4 separate regions of the Homo sapiens genome follow, and all the other regions are linked to region 4. Evidence: chromatin loops called from intact Hi-C (ENCODE). Cell type or tissue: heart left ventricle. All regions are shown on one strand.

Region 1 (5,000 bases), 240 kb after region 4:
CATTAAAAAAAAAAAAACCTCTTGGTGACTCCTCATAGTTGACCAAGGCCTTTTTTTTTTTTTTTTGAGATGGGATTTCACCATGTTGCCCAGGCTGGAGTGCAGTGGCTATTCACAGGCATGATCCCACTACTGATCAGCATGGGAGTTTTGACCTGCTTAGTTTCTGACCTGGCCTGGTACACTCTGCCTAGGCAACCTGGTGGTCCCCTGCTCCAGGGAGGTCACCATATTGATGACAAACCTACTGTAGATACCTGATCGGCGTGGTGCACCGTAGCCTAGAACTCCCGGGCTTGAGCAATCCTCTTGCCTCGGCCTCCTAAAGTGTTGGAATTACAGGTGTGAGCCACTGCCCAGCCACCAAGGCCTTCAGCATGTGGCTACCGCCTTCCTATTCTGGCTCCCATCCTGTATCTCCTCCTGCCACACATGGAGCCTGCACCTCAGCCAGCTCTCGTCTCTAATGAGTTTCCCTCTGGTTCCCATTGACGCTGTGTCCTCCATCCACAGTGCCCTTCTGGACTTGGAGAGATCTTCTTCTTCCTTCCCTGACCTCCTGAGACCTTCCCTGAGCCTCTGAGGCCTTTCCTCTCCTTTCCCCAGCATTACTCACTTCCTGCTCTCTGGCCTTTGGCACCTCAGTCAAATCACTGGTAAAGCAGTTAACACATTGTTATTCCAGTTAATCACATGTCTTCCCCACCTCCCCTGCTAATGATGAGTTTGCTGTGGAGAGGACCTTGCCTTACCACCTCTGCATTGCCAGGGCATAGAACAGTGCCAGGCATAGGGCTAAGTCACTCTCTAAATGTCTGTCTAATGATCTTACTTACCAAGCTTGTTCAGTCACTGTTATTTTAAAATGCAGTTGTTAGACTCCTAGTTTTTTTTAAATGTGACTAAAGCTGAGTTGATGTCATTATTGATGATCAACTTCCACACTGAGCTAAGTTTTTGTTTTCATTCATCACACACACATCTTATCTATAAGAGGAGATGGAGGCTTCCTTGAAATTAGTGTTCTTTTTGTAGTTCTATTACAAATTCAGAAAGAGTAGGCCTCCGGAAAATTCTGTGCTTGTTTTCATCTCTAAACAGGAAGTCCAAAGGCAAATAAAAATGAAGACAATCCCAGTTTGCAAACAGTCAAAATTTTTAGCAACTCTCTCACCAAGTACTCTGGGATTTTAGCCCAGTCCTACTAATTTAGAGGAAGGCATTTGCTCGGGCTGACCATGCCTGGTGCAATTGATGGGCCCTTAGTGCGTTGGCAGGCATACTTGCAGCTTGCAGGACTTCTTGAGAAGGGCACTTCACCTCTCTGAGCCTTAATGCCCTCATCTGTAAAATGGAAACATTGATCCTGCAATTATAGGGTAATTTTAAGGGTTAAAGGACAAAAATGCATGGGAGCCCTGCTTTGGGCCTGGCATGTAGTAACCGCTCAACAAATCATAGCTGCAGGCCGGGTGCGGTGGCTCACGCCTGTAATCCCAGCACTTTGGGAGGCCAAGGCTGGCGGATCACGAGGTCAGGAAATCGAGACCATCCTGGCTAACACGGGAAACCCCGTCTCTACTAAAAATACAAAAAATTAGCCGGGCGTAGTGGCGGGCGCCTGTAGTCCCAGCTACTCGCTCCTGAGGCAGAAGAATGGCGTGAACCCGGGAGGCGGAGCTTGCAGTGAGCTGAGATGGCACCACTGCACTCCAGCCTGGGCGACAGAGGGAGACTCCGTCTCAAAAAAAAAAAAAAAAAAATCATAGCTGCTGAGAGATGTTGCCCATTGCCAGCACATAGAAGTGAGCCAGGAAGTTTCTGCTACTTGCAGGCTTAACTCTTGACCAGTCCAGGAAATACTGGTGCTTTACCCTAACACAAGAGACGTTTTAACTGAGATTACCTGAAGTTGGGCAGGTGCAAAGTGGTTAGGAAGTGCCCTCTTGCTTTACAATCCAGTGACCAGGGAAGAGGCTTTTAGTCATTTATGGATGGTTTTCAGGGCTTCTTTTAAGCCCTAAAACTGTGCCATCAATTTTATGTGAAAGTACATTTGACCAGGCAAAGAGTCTTTGGTTTTTATCAATTTCTCAGTGGAGTCTGTGACCCTAAAAATGCTAAGAACCACTAGCCTGGAGTTTTACAGACTGAGACATTTGAATGTAGATTTTGTATCTCATAATGAATGATGGAAACAGTGTCTTACGTTCAGAGTAGAAGTCCATTCTAGCCTGGATCCACTGCCAGCCTGCAGTGTGGCTTTGGACATCCAGATGGAAAAATGAGAGCTCCTTAGTCAAGACTAGAGTGTGAAACAATTTGGCTTTGTTATAGCTCATGTCCTTGGGACAGGCCCTGTTCTGCTGGGAACTCTTAGACCTCACCTTGAACAGGAGCTGGGCTGCCTGTAGGAGGCTGTGGCAGGCTCTGGCTCTGGGAATGATGCTTTTAGGTTGTGTGTGTGTGTGTGTGTGTGTGTGTGTGTGTATGCATGTGTGTGAGACTGGATCTGCATGGATCCTGGGTGGCAGATGTTTGCACCAGCTACCAGGGGTGGGAGGTGCAGTGTGTAATCCAGGAACTTTATAAAAGGGGGATATCCAGTGATCCTCATGTAAATGGAAGACAAACCTTGGCCATATTAAGCTGGGGCTCTAACCACCTCCTGTTAGAGCGGTCCAGCAGGTCCAGGAGGCTCACAGCTCCCACAACAGGCCTGGAGAGGACAAAGATGACCCATCCTGAAGGACCATCTTCCTGGCATGATGTCAGGCTTGGTGGCTCGGGTGCCTTTCCTTCCATCTGGGATGAGATGCTGCAGGGGGCCTTCTCCAGCTGGCCTTGTAGGGTTGGCCAAAATACAGAAACATCTAGCTCTTGACTTCCTCTCTGAGGCTGAAGGAAGCATTGACCAGAAATCGGGTGTGTTCAGACTACCTGACTCTGCCTCATTTCAACACCCCGGCTTTAGTGTGATAGGGTGTCGTCTAGGGGCATTCCTTGTCTGCACAGTGTTTCCAATGGAAATTTCTGTGTTCAGAACCAGGTAGATGCTTCCTTTGACAGGATCTCACTGCTTCTTGTACTTAGAGACCATTCTGCTTCTACTCTGAATTATTCAGCCTGCCCTGCAAGCGAATGGAAGTCCTTTATGTTCCTCGTTGAAGGAGAAAAAGATTATGTCATGAGATTTCAGCTCGAGTTTGTCTTCATGCATATTACATTCAGGTTTTTACAATGAGTGTTTGATTTGCAGTGGAGGAATATTTATTTCCAAATCCTCCAAATGCTTCTGAAGGCAGCCTCCACGCAGATTTTAATTGCTAAACCTACTTATTCTGACTCAGTGTCTGTTTGGTAAAATGTCTGGAGATACAAGAAAGTGGGGAGACAAGTGAGCTGGGCCCAGATGCTCCTCTATGACTAACAGAATGTCCACCCAGAGTGGGGAGATGAGCAGCCCACTGCCATGTCATAGGTGGGTGGGTTTCTCATAGCTCTTATTTAAAGCTGTGCCCTATTGTACTAAAATTACAATTTGTGAATAAGCATTGAATTGGGATTGTTGGGCTGAGCTGACTCACCTCTGGTAACTGGGACTGGGTCTGAGGAATGTCTTCGTGTCACAGTCAACTCAGGCAAGAGGAGAAAGCAGAATATGCCCCAGTGGGGGAACCGGCTCACGGCTTTCCTGATTGTCATTTCTGCAGGTGACCCGAGTCCCTGGGCTTTCTCTCCACTCGCTTGCTCTGTCCCTTAAGAAGGGCCAGCAGGTGGATCTCAATGAGAAATGCTTACTGGGGTTTTGGGCGTTTAGGTCATGTACCCTGCATCCCATCTTGAGGCAGCCCTTGCAGCAGGAGGTGGGGACACACAGACACTTGGAAAGTGGTTTCAGATCCAGATTTGGATGTAACCTAAAACTGTCACCATTCTAAGCAATGGCTTTTAGATCTTGGACAGAGTAGGCAATCTTTCAAAGGTGACTAGGCCACTCTGCCATGCTCTGTGATCCTGGTAGGTGGGAGTAAGCTGCCTTTTGTAAGCCGAAGCTCCTGTGCTCAGTGGCTGGTTGGGGCGGCTCTTGTGAAGTGTTGGTGTGGGGGCCTCCCTTGTGCCATCTGGGTGTTTATGTTGTAGGATGTTAATATGTCATGGGGCTGCTTCCAAGTGGCCCTATTCAGATGTTCCAGTGACAAATGGATTCTGGAGATGAATGTGGGTGAGGGAACTACTAGTATCTTTTTCCGTTAACCAGTTTCATTTGAATTCACTATTGCATGACTTGATCAACATTTTGAAAAACAGAGAATAAAGTTCTGAGGTCACAGATTTTAGGAAGCATAATTTTCTTAGAAATGGAATAGAAAAACCTCAGAACACAGGACCCTGGCAGGAGGATTGGACAGTGGGATGACACAAAAGCTATAACCTAGTGATTCTCAGTGGGGGTGACGTTATCTCTGGGAATATCTGGCAATGGCTGCAGACACTTTCAATTATCATGGCTGAGCGCTCCTGGTATCCAGTGCAGAGAGGCCAGGGATACTGCTAAAGATCCTACAAGAGCCAGGACGGCCCCCACAATAAAGAATTACCTGTCCCCAGATGTTGACAGTGCCACTCTTGAGAAACCCTGTTATAAATGGGCCCCAATGCACCGCAATTACATGTACACATTCTCTTCCTCCTATGAACTGTCTTTTGTATTTTGCATGTAATGCTTACCAAACATTATGGGAGCATCATCTGCATGCCAGGTGCAGTACTGTGGGTAAGCGGGAGGTTAAAAAATGACTGAGACCAGTGAGGAAGACGCGCATCTACACAGCTCTCTCATCTAGTGCATTTAGATTCATGTCTCCCCTTTCCTAGGCGGAAAGCCTCCTGGTAGAAAGTGTATCCTTTAGACTCTCACAGCATCAGCCGCGATGCCTAATGGTAGCCTTTGTTCTCAGCAAATGCCTGTCATACATTCAGGAGTGGGGTCGGAAACA
Region 2 (5,000 bases), 70 kb after region 4:
TCCTCCACCCACCCCAGCTGGGTGTTGCTTTCCAGCTGCCCTGGCTGCTCTGTCCGTGGCACTATACAAGGAGGTTGAGTGCTTCTTACACACCCAACTCTAAAGTCCTTGCTGAGGATACCAACCTGAGGGTCCTTCCCTTGACCTGCACTCACATATTCAGGTTTGAATTCTGTATATCATAAGGTATAGAGAAACCTGGTGTGCAAGTCAACCTAAGTCAAAAGTCACGTTTTGGACTCTACTCCTTGGATGCAGAGAACCTTCTCTGTTACTGGTCCCATTTGTAGCTATGCAAGCCCCAAAGACAAGGTCGACTCAGGTGCCAGTATCACTTAATACCGTAGGTGTAAATAAGACTAATTTTTTCTCTCTAGACTCAACCTTATAGATCTTAGTCAAGGCTGCGTACTCATCCCCAAACCCCTGTCATTAAAGCTTTTGCCCCAGGAGACTCTACTGGCGTTCCAGAGACGCTGTCAGAAGTCAAAAGCTGTCTGGAACCTTTCTTATGGAACTGCCTTCGAGGCTAGTCAATCATGAATGAGTCAGCCATTAAAAAAAATTCCATCCTTACTGTTAGTTAAACACCATTTTTAAAATTTCAGTGGCTCAAAGCTTGTTCTGGACTTATTTACCAAACTTAGCTCTAATAAACTTAAAAATCTACCTTTACAAGATAAATACTTACTAGTGCCAAGTATGGCCCCCACTTTCTCTCTTTTTTTCTTCTGAAAAGAGTTCCACAAAGGCTTCTGAAAATGTTTCCAGTAAATGGCTGTGAGATCAAGTTGAGAGAGGAGTCTCCTGAGGTGAGGTCATGGCTTTGAAAGATATAACATTCAAATACAGACGTATGTGTTCAGATGCAAAGGTACATGCTCTGAAGTGTTTGCCTTAAAACAACAAAAAATTCAAGCCACGATTATATCTTCTATTACATGTTATATAGATTATGCTCCATCAAAGAGCATTAAATGGCATTAATGATATTAATGACATTGACATGCCAAGTACACTTTGCCTTTATGTGTCCTCTTTAATTCTCATTGCAGTTCTCTGAGGAAGGCGCTCTTAGGATCCCCATTTTAGAACTGGGGAAACTGCTGCCCAGAGAAGGAGTAGCCCAACCTATGAAGCCATTGAGAGGTCAAACCAAATAGGCAGCCTGACTCCAGACACATGGCTCTTTCTTACCCCTTTGCTCATTTCCAAACCTCACCAAGTTAGCCCAGCAAAGCTCAGAGGCGCTCAGTGCTCCTCAACTCGTAGCTCAGCTGGTTTGGCAACCCAGAATTTAACCCTCCCTTGGTGTTGTGTCCCAGCCTGCACCAGCAGATGTCTTGATAATAGACAAATGCTCATGCAGAATGGAACGGTAACATACATGGGCTGGTCTAGGCAGTGCAGAATGACACCTTAACAGTTAAACACTCGGCAGCTCTAAAGCAGCATGGCCCAAGTTGTGTTCCCTGCCCACCAATTTCTAGCTTGGTCAACTTATTTCATCTCTCTAACCTGCAGTTTCTCTATCTGCAAAACAGGGAAACAAGAGTATCTCCTCTGGGGCATCTTGGGGTTTGTTATGCTAGTTAGCTGCACATAGCAAAAGGCACTTTGCATAGTACCTTCATACAGCAAGCCCTTAATACATGTTGACACCTATGGCAATTATTCCAGCAAAGGTTCAGTACATGACAGACAGCAGGGTGGGCAAAATGTGGCAAAAGCAGGGAGGTGCCTCGGTGCAGGGCCGCTCCACTGGCTGATGACAGAAGCCCTCAGCCCCGGTCCCTGAGCAGAGAGATCTCACCGTGTAATATCCTCTAGCAAATGGGAACTGTGCAATTCAACAGGTTCTGCCTGGACCTCTGAAGTCAACATGAGACTCCTCCTTGCAACAGGGAATTACTTGGGGGCTTTCAGACACCAGTGGAATTCCCCCCACCACACACACCTTTTTCCTAAAATGCCAGCTTGACATTAGGAGGTTGGTTGTGGGTCTGCACTTCTGTACTTCTCAAAGCAGGAGTTTCCTTGGTTTCACATCCACCTTGTGTTTTCCCAATATATGTCTGCGCTTGAGTAACCACTCCAAAGGGAGAAGGGAGGGGGAACTGGTCTAAAAGAGTGGCTTCCCAGTCTTTGCTGGGTGGTTTCTGAGATGGTCCTGCAGAGGAAGGGTTAAAAGGCAGCTACTGGAGCAGCCTGACCTGTGGGCAAAAGAACAATTTAAACAAGAAAATAAAATAAAACAATAGCCCCTCTGGACACCATCACCTCCACAGGTCCCATGTGGGACAGAAGGGAAGAGTTCTGCATTTAAAAAAAGATTTCCAGGAAGAAGGCTGGTCCAGGAAGAAGGCTACGAAGAAGAAGAAGAAAAAAAAGCCAGGGGGGGTGCTTTGGAAAGGATTTTTAGAAATTCTTGCTGCTGCTTATTAAATTATTAACTTTTTGCCTGGAAGCAGGCTGTCCCACACACTACCCTAGGCAGTCTAGGGTTAGGGCTGGGTAACCCCCCCTCAGCCAGACCACTAAGGAGAGGAGCCTCTGGGAATGTACTGGTTTCAAAGCCACAACTGGCAGCTGAACTCACAGCACAGACTAGCGGTACTGTCCCATAGAAATGGAAACTGAGCCACATACACAGTTTAAAATTTTCTAGTAGTCACATTTAAAGAGTAATTAAAAAGCAGGTGTCATTAATTATAACATAGTTGACACAAACCAAGATATCTAAAATATTTGTTTCCACAGTAACCAAAATAAAATAATCATTAATGAGATACTTCACATTCTTTTTTTTCTTTTTGTAATAAGGCTTCAAAATCCAATGTGTATTTTGCACTTTTAGTCAGTTCGTACAAGCCTCATTTCCAGGTTCAACAGCCCAGGTGGCAAGGACTACATACTTGACAGTGTGGGTCTAGAAGCCACGGTGTGGCGCAGTAATTCTCAGTGGAGTCACCTGGATCTCTAAGGGGGAGGGGTGCTGCCTTGCGGTGGTGTGTTTGAAAAATGTGGCATCCCAGCCCCACCTCGGAAGGCCTCAGTAAAAGGCAGCTGGCCTTTCTCCAAGTTCCGCTGCGGCACAAGCCGCCACCCACGCAGCCCGGTCACCACCGCCTCTCTGCAAGAGTCATACAAGAAGGCTTACGTTTTAAAAATACCACCGGCATGCTAGCTTGGCGTCTGTAAGCACAAAAAGTAGGAGAGCAAGGAAGGGCTCCAGAGGCAGGTGGACCGGGCCGATGAGTAAAGCGCCCACGCCTGCTTAACCATACTTGTCTATCAGGTCTGAACTCGGCCCAAGCTTCAACAGAGCTTTTCCCTCTTGCTCTGTGCTGTCATGAGCACCAAGTTCACTCTAGTTCCCTTGTCTGTGAGGCCGGGGCCCTGTTTCTAGTTGGAAGATGCTGTAAGAACAAGTGATGGTCCAATGAGGGGTATTTTGAGCTCTTCAAAGGAGCAGAATTTCTTTAGCTAATATCCCCTGTGGTATTCAACAGGGAATTTAAAATATCCTCAGATAGGGCCCTCTTCAGCTATTACTTTATGTCCTTAGAACTCTGGCCAGAAAGAAGCTACCTTTCACATGGAGGAGGGAGGCTGAGTGCCCATCAAAACCCACCAAAGGCCGCTCCCCACCGTTACGTGGGTTCCCTATGTTCTGAGATAAGGCTTTCTGGTTTGGCCCTACTTGCTGTGGTGCCTAATCGAAATCTCCCTAAGGAGAAGTCTGACACACGAGTATGGAAAAGTTCTCTTATCATTTGGAGAATATAATTTAGGGCTGGGTAGATAAACATGTACAGGAAATACTTCTATAGAGGTCTTGATCCTCTGAAGATTAATAACCCATGGAACTGGAGCCCAGCCTCAAACTCAGAGGAAATAGGCAAGTTATAAAAACAGGAAGAACGGGAAGTTTATTTTTGGATGAATATTTGTTCTAGTGAAGCTCTCGATACTGACAAAAACCTTGATCTGCAGGTCATTTGCTGTAGCTGAGCAGCTGCAGTGCATGTTTCTACAAGCTGTCCCACCAGAGATTTCCGGGTCTTTCTGGAAAGAGCCTTGCCCCACTCCTGCAAAACATCTGCCTCGCTGCCACTGGCTGAGGGACTTCTTTCTCCTGCATTCTTGATGTGCAGGATCTGCTCAGCTAGAAGCCTCAGCCACCTGCAACGGCCGCTCTCGGCCTCCTTCCCAGTGCCCAGAGCCGGCCTATCTCCACCAGGTGTGGGAACTGCAGCTCTCGGTGTCTATCCCAGCGTGGTGTTATCAGCCTCCCTCGGTGGACTGCTGGCCTCCCTGGTCTCACAGCCTCCAGTGCCCCTTTCTCCCAACCCTGTCAGCATACTTTCCATGGCTCCCTACTGCTTATGGAATAAAGTCAGATGTTCCCAAGCTTGACGGGCAAAGCTCTTCACAATCCAGCCAAATCTACTTTTACAGTCCCATCTCCATAGGCAGGACCAGCTGCATGATTTGCAGGGCCTGGTACAAAATGAAAATAATTTGTTATTTATTAACTAAATAATAATTAGTTCAAAACTTAGTAAGAATTTCAAGGCAGCAACAGCAGAGCATTAAACCAAGTGTGGGGCCCTTCTGAGAGCAAGCCGGTGTGGTAGCATAGGGTGCAGGCCCGTGAGGCCAGCCCCTTCCCCACACCTCCCTTAGACCGACCCCAGAAGGCAGATGCTACCCCCACGGAGAAAAGCCCTCCTTACCTCTTCCTCACTCCAGTGAAACTCATCCTTTCCCTCAAGGAAGACTTCAAGACAAGAAGATCGGTTTCCACCCTGTCAGGTCCCCATTCAGAGGCACTCTCTGGCCTTGATTTACAGTATGCTTATTCATTTGCCTGTCTCTCATGCACACCTCGATTCACCAAGAGTTCCAGGCTCCTTGTTCATTGCCTGTTCATTTCTGTGCCCTCCTCTCCACCTGTTCAGAACAAAACTTGACACACAGTAGATCTGCTATAAATT
Region 3 (5,000 bases), 54 kb after region 4:
TGATTATCATTGTCCAATTTCAATGGTCAGTATACCCTCTGTGTACTGTAACCAAAGCTAACAGAATATGGTGCTCTGGAAAGAATGTGGACAGGACCTGAGCGAGTCCCAACTATACAAATCACAGAAAAACAAGACACAGAAAGTGTCACTAAATCAAGAACTTTAAAATAAATGTTTTTTTTATCCCTGACTATAATCATTTACCATAGGCCTCAAGGAAAAAAAAAATGCTACCATGAAACCTAATGTTTCCGTGAAAGCACAGGAAATTAGTTATTCTGTCTTTAAAATAAAACAAAATTAATGTATATTTTTCTAATGAATTTGATAAAGTGAACCCTAAGTTGAGTGTGGCATTCACCAAAACTATAAGAAAAAACCCCGTTTACTATAAGATGGCAAAATATGGGTCTTAGTTCAAGCTAACACTTTTAAAGTAGCCTTTCTTTCACAACTTAAAAAAATGTTGTTAATAAAAAATGGCCCTCACTTTGAATCTGAAGTATTTTTTAATGTCACCAAGTGCTATTATTAAATGTGTACTATATATGCATGTATACACACATAAAAATAAGCACTACAGATGTGGGCATGAAAATTCTTAGCAAAACCCCCACATATTTCAAATACTGTTCTTCTTCATTATTGTCCTCTACCATAATTAGCACGTTACAGCATAACAGGTGGCTTTCATTTATAGAATGCAAAATTAATGAAATTTAGAGATGGTCTTGTCTCCAAAAACAAATTGGCCATTCTATAAAAAGTACACCCCTTAATCTACAAAACAAACAGAAACAAACTCCCTTCATGCTGGTTTTCCAAATTATAGGAATTTCTGAATGTAGTTAAGTAAATTGAATGCATTTACTGACAGCTTAAAATTCATACACTTCAAGGAAAACAAGTCATTATTATGGATTTTATAAGAAAGGGGAAGAGAAACAAAGATTGCCGATTTTTCCAGCTTGGTAACCCCAGATCTGTTTAATGCTCTCTGAGTGATAACAGGATTTACTGCTATACACTGGGCTGCTCCACAAATGCTAAATCTTAGGCAAATTTGTGGGCAGTTGTGTTATAGGTCCTGACCTAGCCATTCTGGACAGACAGACCAGGAAAGCATAAATAGTACTGCTATAAACTAACTATAGCATCTGTCCCTAACAAGCAAGACTCACAAAGTATTTTTTTAAAATATGAGGAGACACTGAATAGACTGTCAACACACATAGGAATGTTTAATACACTCAAATAAATAAGATATGTGCTTTAACTAGTCAGACATTGTTTAAATTTAGTGGGTGAAGAAAGAGAGAGGGTCAGACAGGCAGACACAGCCTCCCAATTATGCAGAATGATCCTTCAGATCATGTGAACGCTATAATTAAATGTTGCTACCAAATCCCCACTACCCTTTCTCCCACCTAGAAAAAGTTAATGCATGAATTCAGTATGAGCAAATTGTGATTTATAAAAACAAACAAACAAACAAACAAACAAAACCCACCCTATTCACTCCGTAGGGGAATAAAGCTTTCTTGCATTAAGTCACGCATCATGGGGGTAGGAAAAAAGCACAGTACTGAAAGAAATCCAACGTAACACAATAGTAATTGTTAGACCACCTCCTTCAGCTCACCTCTGCTTATTCATTTGTTTTAAAGCTCTACACTACCCACCCAAGAGGTATACCATCTCTGCAAGCTGTTTCCTAGGCAGCATCTTTTAGATTCAGGACTTAATAATAAAAAACAACAACAACAACAACAAAACATTTCTATCAGAATATCTAAGGAGAAATTTGTTTTCAGAAAGAGGCATGAGAGGCTAAGAGCTCTGTGTCTATCAACAGACCAGAGGTTACCTATCTGTCCTTGCACGTGGGCACACACAAATACAAACACATACACACTGTGGTCCTCTACAACTAGGATAAATTTTCTCCTTTAAAAAAATGCTAAAAGCAGGCACCAGAAAGGTTAAGAATAAGAGAACAATGAAAAAATAAAGTTCATGTAAACAGTAAGCACGTACCTGCCAGGCGATGCCATTTCCTCTACATTGTGGAGCCCGAGTGCTGGGTATTAGCATTATTGCTACTATAAAGCTTCCGATAAAAATGGATCGTCTCTTGCTGACCTGAGAACCAGCTGGCTGCCTGAGAAGTGGTTTCCCCCATATATGATTCAGTCTCCTTGACAAATATACTGCATTGTACCGGATGAGTCATCCGAGGGTTAGTCCGCATTTTATAGGCCTGTTGTGTCATTACTCACATTCAACATCCTGCTTCTCAAAAGTGGAAACTGGAAGCCTGACAGCTGACAGATGCGTTTTCCAATTAAAATATTGTTTTAAAAATTCCTGTAAGTTATGATTACCAATCATTGATGAAAGGATGAAATGCCCAGGAAGCAAATGGCACAGTTCAATACCTGAGATTACATTCTGGAGAACCACAAGTGCAAATTCTTCACCTGCCCCCAGCCCCAAACCAAAGAATTTCGTCCAAAGTTGAGAGCAAGGATCCCTCTCTTTAAAGTTATCAGCTGAATTCGTGTAGGCATGGACTTGTTGATTCTTGTGCTGTGAGGTTACCCAGCTGCAGAAGCTATGTAAAAAGTATACATCAAAATTTTGGTCCTGGATTAATTTTATAGGTGGGATAGTGGCATTGTGTTTATAAAATGTCTACTTTTTTAGAGAGGCATGTTGAAGTATGTTAGGGGTAAAATGATATGATATCTGGGGTTTGTTGTGAATATTTTAGCAAAAAATAAATAAGGGACGGGGTAAAGAAATGTGGCAAAATCTTGATAAATGGTTGCATCTGTGTAGTGCGTATATGCAGGCTGACTGTATTTCTCTTTTTTGAAGTATCTTTGAAAATTTTCATAATAAAATGTTTTTAAAAATTAAAAAAAATTTTTTTTTCAGTCCCTGCAATCTAATTTATACCTAAACAAGGCACTTTTCTAGTTAGGTATAGAGCTACCACACATGTGAGTGTGGGAGCTGAACTTGAAGTTGTTTCTGCCTTCCAGCTGGGAGGTATGATACATGTATCCTGCGGCTGTTGTGAGTGTTGCATCAACCTCCTGAACAAACGCCTAGTGCCTTCTCCTCCCAGGGCGATCTGGTGATTGTTTCCTTATGCATTCTCTGAGGACACAAGCCCTGGCTTCATGGCTCAGTGTTAACGTTATGAAGGAGAGGTGACTATACCCAGCTTCCTTACAAGGTTTTGGAAATGCTCCATGAGAGGTTATGTAAGTCACATCCATAGTCTCTTAAACCAGCAGGCCCTTTGGTAATGTGGCACAGGGTTTGCTTGACTCACTTAATGTTCAAATTGGGTGTCTTAAACCATCTGGAGGAGGAAGAGCTTTGATTTAGTGGCTGACAAAAAAAAAATCCAGATATGGAAGCTCCAATGTATGTGAAATAAAACCACTGTTGAAACTGGCTGTCACTTTAAAAACTATCCATATTGATGCGCTGTGAAAACATGACAAGTCACCACAGGAAACAAAATAGAGGGGTCACTAAAGCCCAGAGCTCCTGCATGGCCCCCTTAGTCCTGAAACTTAAAAATGGAAGCATGTTTCAGGCTGAGGTTCACACCTCAGCAAACAGCTGACTCTAATTCTTAAAGGACCCTGTCTAATAGGACTTCAAACTGGCTCCAAATGGTTGGGACAGTCCCATCCAACATCAAATTACAACCTCACTAATCCAGACTGATTAGGATTGTGCATGGGCCTCAACTGAAGACTTCCTTGGCTTTGACAATTCTTTCCTCCTCACGAGGACTGCAGGCTGCAGCCTTATCAAAATGTTTCCTTGAAATTTTATAACTTTTCACACACTTGAAAAGCATAATTTACCTTAATGCAGCAGGTAGAAATGGGGGAAATTAATAAACTTGTAGTCTAATTTGAGTTTCTATAGTATTTTGGAGAAATAAGTTCACAGTTCATTGAAGAATTTTATAATTCAGATTTCAGTAATGAAAAATACAAAAATAATAGCAATAATAATGTGTGCACACATGCACAAACAATGAGAATAAGGCAAAGATAGTAAAATGGTAACAAATGGGGAAATGAGAATAGGGGAGTCCTTCATACTGTTCTTGCAACATTTCTGTAATTATGAACTGTTTCAAAATAAACTTAAACATTCACAAACACACAGGAATGAATATATATAACCCCTATTCCTAAAAAAATTAAAAAAGAGATTATTGGGTGCAGTGGCTCATGCCCGTAATCCCAACACTTTGGGAGGCTGAGGTGGGAGGACTGCTTGAGGCTGGAGACCAGCCTGGGCAACAAAGTGAGACCCTGTCTCTACAAAAAATACAAAAAGTAGCTGGGCATGGTGGTGCATGCCTGTGGTCCCAGCTACACAGAAAGCTGAGGCAGGAGGATAGCCTGAACCTGGGAGGCTGAAGCTGCAGTAAGCTATGTTTGCACCACCGCACTCCAGCCTGGGTGATGGAGCAAAAGACCATGTCTCAAAAAAAAATGATTTTTTAAGTATTTAATAATCACCACAGTTACTGTTGCTGACATGCCCACCCATTTGAAAAATATTGGACCATAAAGAAATTTACCAAAGTGTTAACACTGGGAAATGCCTCTGGGTTTGGGTTTCTCAAAGGATATTCCTTATAAACATTTTTATAAGGGGAGACACATACATACACATACACACACACACACATACACACACACATGCACACATTTTGGGAAAACATCATACTATATCCCTGAGAATATTGTTCAAGTTTTTCTAGGCTTGCATTTTCCAAATTTATTTGACCACAGAATCCCCACCCCCAACCCCCACTACCATCCCAATAAGCCTGAAGAAAGAACTTTGGTGGTGATAGCATATGCGATACTTTTCCCCTGATCTTTTACTTTTACTCTAAGTTTTCTTCAGAACACATTTTACTCATTATAACAACAAAGGCATCAAAACATGGT
Region 4 (5,000 bases):
ACACTAAGACGCAAGGCCCCTCCTATATATCTCCTTTTAAGGGCCCTACTCCTTTCTCTAGAGAAATTTTTCTCTGTGACCCTCAGAAGACCTCATACTTTATTTCCTCCTGGGGATTGTCACTGTAGCTCTGGAGCATCCAAAGTGTCAATTTGGAAAGGAAAGTGGGCCAAAGAGAGCTGCTCGGAGGAGACCAAGCATCTTGCAGTGTTAACAATTGTTTTCTGCGAGAAATTGTCCTCCAAACTACACACACACACACACACACACACACACACACACACACACACACACATATCCCTGAGGTTCAGCAGGGATCAGTGGAAAACAACTTAGAGGAAGTACAGCTGTTCCCTCTGAGGAGCGCTCGTTGGGGAAGCCAGGCCTAGGAAGAGGGGGTGTTCCTGGGCGGTGGCCTGCAGCCTTCCTTTCACTGAGGCATCCGAGCCCAAGGAGCTGCAGTCTCCCCTTGGGAATATGACATAACCATAGGAGGAAAGGGCCTTGAAAAAACAGACCGGTGTCCACATGTCCTTCGGCACAGGAAGCCCTGTCCCATCCTGTATGCGGGAACTCCAAGATCTGCCAACGCTCTAGCATCACCTCGTCTCCTGCCAGACAAATACCCCAAAGCCAGCGATCTGATAGGATGTGTTTATATTTACACGGTACATTTTAAAGCAATGGCTACATTGGTCATACATATTAGAAACCATAAAAAAAAGTTAAGAACTAAAATGTACATCATACACTTGTATATATATTTTTTACACAGAGGTAAAAAGGCTTATTATAAAAAAATCAATACAACAGGGTTTTTAGTATACAGGTAAAGAATGAATTATGCTTCAGGCACTTTAATTTGTTAATGTGAGCAAATAGCTTGGGGGGTCGGGGAGGCTTCTGGACAGAAAATCTTTTGGTTAATGTTTTGTTACCACAGATACAAAAATAAAATCTGAATAATTTCTCTCAAATGATTGACGTCAGTATGGCAAAGCTGACTGGGAAAATACTACACACTGTTCAGCTGCAGTGTGGCAATTAGAGACGTATTTACATAAATGTCCCCATGGCTGTCTTTGTGCCCTTAACCGATGCCTTCACAAACCAAAAAGTATACGTGGAGTAAGATCTGCTAGCGTAACTCTTAAAAGGGTGGAAAAGGACAAGGGGTGAAAGAAGAGAGAAACAGGTAACAACTAAATAGAGGTGACAAACAAAAAACAGCTGGGATATGTGCGTTCTTATTGAAATAAATAGGGGCACTTGAACTGAGGTCTAAGGAAACGAACATTAGTGTTGTGCTTTGTAGAGAAGAGACCCTAGAGAAAGACCCCAAGGAAGTGCCTCCGGGTCGGGGGAAGGTGGTCTCTCGACAGCACTGGAGGCTGGCTGAAGGTTTTCTAGATGTTCTCCAGGCATGGATGAGGTTCTCTTTTCTTCCATCAATCCAGATGGACAGCTCTCTGCTCCTTTTCCAAACTGGAAAGCCTAAACCAGTTACTCCAATGAATGAAGACGTCTACTAACTGACTCATAAGCACACTGGGTATTTACACCGGTAATCTACTAAAGAAAATCGATGAGCTTGTGGACGAGCTGGAAACAGCCCCATGAAGGTGAGCACAGCTAGCACTTTCCCAATATGATTGGCAGACTGGAAAAAAGTCCCTTTCCTTGAAGACTGGTGTCCTGTGTGCAATAAAGAAGGAGTGGGGAAAGGGAGTGGGGAGCAGGCCATGTCTTCTGCTGGCCGCTACCACAGAAAGATCGTGGCGGGAAGAACAGCCGGCGTCCGCAAGCCTGTCCCCGGTGGTCTCCACGAGGTTCTGATTGTACTATGCTAGGTATAGGTAACCACTCTTCACTTTTCTTCTTTCTTCAATAAGAAGATTTGGCTAATCCTTGCAACGTATTAGAAAAATACTCTTTTCCAGCTAATTAGAAGCCTCCTCCGTGGCAAGGCGACAGGCAGAACCAGTTGGCTGACCTAACCACCTGTGCACCCAAAGTGGCGAGTCTGGGTTTGGAGTTGCAGGAGAAAGACACTTAGGCATTGGAAGGGTTTTTACATATGGCCTTGTTTTTTCCCCAAGTATAAATGAGGAATTTGGTGATGTGAAATTGAGTCCAAAATGAAACGAAAACATAAACCCATGAAGAAAATGCAACCCACCACTCTTCAAATTTATGACATTTAAAAATCCCCTCTCCCCATTAATATAAAATAGCCAGGGGTTGGGGGGAAGAAGCTCCCTATGGTTTTATTCACCATAACCTTAGTGTTTCTCAACTGGAACTTGTTCGTGGGAACACTGATTTGTGTTTGAGGAAACTATTTGGTTTGCAAAACAACAAGCAAAATTTCTTACTTCACTAGTATCCTATTCTAATATTGCTAAATTTTTAGAAGTGGTGGCAACACAATTTAAAAAATGTTCTACTTTAGGGGTAATGGGGAGGCTCATAGAAACCTGAAATCCCCATTCTAGCCCTGGTCCAAGAGGATGCAATGCAGTTGAAGGAATTTTCCTGATTCTCACAAGTTAATCTGAAGTTAAGGCTCAATTCTCAGTCTATTACGGGTGAATGTTTTGCATCAGTGAATCATTTCAACAGATTTTGGGGGGGCAGAAAATGATGATGGGCTAAAGATAGAAACTGCAGCTTACATGGGAAATTTGGCTTTAGAAAAGTTAAAGCGATATTGTTTTGTGGTACAAGTTTGTTAACTAGCTCACCTCCTATACATAATAACTGACTGCAGGCTGAGATACTTCTGTCGGGTTTCATCATTCTCACATCCCATTTCCGCTGAACCAGATGCTTGCTAGCGACAGGCAAGGTGAACCAAGAGAAAGAGAGTCTTCGACGCTCTTGGAAAAATCAACTACAAAACCCACCGAAAATCAGCAGTTCCAATTGCAGACTCCTTTGAACTGGAAGAGGCGGGGGAGGAGGAAACAGGAAATCAACACATGGATGAGACAGTTAGCTTGGTTACAGATTGTTAATAGTACAGGAGTCTGTGGCGAAGGTTCCTTCCTCAGAACACTGTGCGAGCGTGTGTGTATGGATGTGGCTGCTGCAGTGTGGGCGGCAGGGGGAGTGGAGAGTCTACCCGGCAGCGTCCCTGGCTGGAATGGTGCCTCGAGGTACCAGGGAGCTGGGAGGCCGCTTGCCCTCCTCGCTCCTTGGAGTGGAAGGGAGCGGGGGAGAAGATGAGAGTATGTAAGAGACGAGTTCCCCTGTGGCTGCGGATGGAGGGAGAAGGGAGGGAAACTGAGTCACGCGGCCGCTTTGTGCTTCCCGCCACAGCACCTGCACATCACTCCGCAGTGGTAGCAGGCCCGAAGGGGCAGGTAACAGCACATACAGGGGGCCAGGAAAGACAAGGCAATAAGAGCCATCCACCGGAGGCAAAACTTCTCGTCGCTAGTATCGCACGAGCAAGGGTCTGTATAGTCTCCCTCGGGGTCCGACATACAGTGATAGAGCATGCTGTCCGCGCACCACATGCAGCTCACCCGGCGGATGCAAGTTCTCACGGAGTCGGGCGCGTCCTGGCAGTGGCCCCGGCGGTTCTCCTCGTGGTTGAACATGTCCCTGCAGTACACGCACCGCGAGCGCTCTCCGTCCTCCTTCCGCCGCCGCGACTTGCCCCGGGAGGGCTGCGTCTTGATCACGCTGCCCCCGCGGCCTTTGGGGTCCTCGCCTAGGCCAAAGTCTGAGGAGTCCACGTAGGGGTAGTTGTAGTCATGCTTGGGGACCTCGCCCTTGGCGAAGCGCACGTAGGAGGAGTCCGCGTCCTCCGAGGGGTCCGGGTACTTGCCCCTGACGGGTGCGTGCCGGTAATCCTCGTACCCCGTCATCCAGATCTTCTCCCGGGGGTTGATGCGCACGATCTCCTCGTCGTCGTCCGGGAAGCTCACCTGGCGGTAGGGCCTTGGCATCGGCTGTCCCGTAGGAGAGGAGACATTATTTTACAGCAGCGGCCAAAAAACAAACAAACAAAAAAACACCCCACCTTCTCCCTCCCTAGCCGTCCAAAATGCACCTTTCTCGATAACTCCATCACGATGCTCCGTGAAGAAACAGACCCTTCCTGAAATTACTGAATATCCTGTCGCCCAGTCAGAGATGTATTTCAAATAGAGTCTCAATCCATTAATGGGCCAGGAAATCAATTTCGTGGGTTGAGACCGGCAGTATTTTCCCTTTCTGGTGACGCACTGCCATACAGGCAGGGGAGTGTGCACATGGCAAGGGCACAGTGTGATGCGTTCTCAGGAGCATGGCACACTCAGATCAAGAGGCAGAACAGGACCTGTGCCCCAGAGTATCTTCCGCCTCCCTCAGGGATCTCCTAGCCCCAGTGTGAGGGCTACACTCACTTCTAAAGGCCTGCATTAGTTTTGCCTATTTTTGTATGGTATGTTCTCTTTTGTAAGGCTGGCTTTTTAAAAATTGAAATAGAATAAGGACACTGGAGTGCAATACATGTGAGAAGGTAAGTCCTGTTTTACGAAACTTCATTATCCATATGTGCACAATATGTCCACAAAGGATCACAATAGGAGATGCATTTCTCCCTGTGGGTGTCTCCTTCAAGAGACAGGGGACACTAGGAAACAGTAGCTCACCATGTCATCTGGTGAGATGCGGACAGGAGAAGGATAGAGTGAAGGCTCCGGAAACTGAAGTTTCACTCCTGCCAGGATCTCACAAATAGTGAGTGGCCAGACCAAGAGCCACACCCTCTAGAAACCTGCAAATCTAAGCTGCATTCTCCCTCAGGGTGGAAGAGGCTTTTCTCTGCAGTTAGTCCTGCTACAGGCTGCAACCCTGCCTTGTCCAGAGCAGCAGACACTGAATAAATATTTATTAATTACATGCATATAACCCTGGCTCACCCAGGGCCTCTCAGTGGAGGCAGAGAACTGAGACTTCTTGCTTTCGAAGTCCTTTGGGCATGAAGGTTTTTCAGGGGTTGAGGA

Evidence for each region. Peaks named below come from ENCODE experiments on the same cell type or tissue, not always from the same donor. Only the 100,000 strongest peaks of a DNase experiment are listed, where the experiment ranks them.
Region 1: a loop joins it to region 4, with 3 times the contacts of the local background. A loop is called at or near these places in 6 of 110 quality-filtered maps.
Region 2: it touches region 4 in a loop (3.0-fold over the local background); 17 of 110 quality-filtered maps call a loop at or near these places.
Region 3: it touches region 4 in a loop (2.7-fold over the local background); 17 of 110 quality-filtered maps call a loop at or near these places.

The regions. Positions count from the first base shown.
Region 1 is chr2:65,545,336-65,550,335 of GRCh38, forward strand. It overlaps the pseudogene RN7SL635P. Among named protein-coding and RNA genes, the nearest start is that of LINC03050, 55 kb to the right of the region's middle. In heart left ventricle, no CTCF peak of the experiment used is centred here; no DNase peak of the experiment used is centred here; H3K27ac peaks cover 1,418 bases.
Region 2 is chr2:65,379,935-65,384,934 of GRCh38, forward strand. All of the region lies in intron 1 of SPRED2 (sprouty related EVH1 domain containing 2), which reads right to left. Among named protein-coding and RNA genes, the nearest start is that of SPRED2, 50 kb to the right of the region's middle. RefSeq lists enhancers at 3,065-3,194, 3,405-3,454. In heart left ventricle, a CTCF peak has its summit at 2,907; DNase peaks (open chromatin) are centred at 3,087 and 4,190; H3K4me3 peaks cover 1,560 bases; H3K27ac peaks cover 1,855 bases.
Region 3 is chr2:65,364,550-65,369,549 of GRCh38, forward strand. All of the region lies in intron 1 of SPRED2 (sprouty related EVH1 domain containing 2), which reads right to left. Among named protein-coding and RNA genes, the nearest start is that of SPRED2, 66 kb to the right of the region's middle. In heart left ventricle, no CTCF peak of the experiment used is centred here; no DNase peak of the experiment used is centred here; H3K27ac peaks cover 440 bases.
Region 4 is chr2:65,310,211-65,315,210 of GRCh38, forward strand. It overlaps SPRED2 (sprouty related EVH1 domain containing 2), which reads right to left. Exons shown (of 6, transcript NM_181784.3): 6 at 641-3,959. The coding sequence ends at 3,291. Among named protein-coding and RNA genes, the nearest start is that of ACTR2, 85 kb to the left of the region's middle. In heart left ventricle, a CTCF peak has its summit at 3,099; DNase peaks (open chromatin) are centred at 401, 3,191 and 3,631; H3K4me3 peaks cover 199 bases; H3K27ac peaks cover 2,324 bases.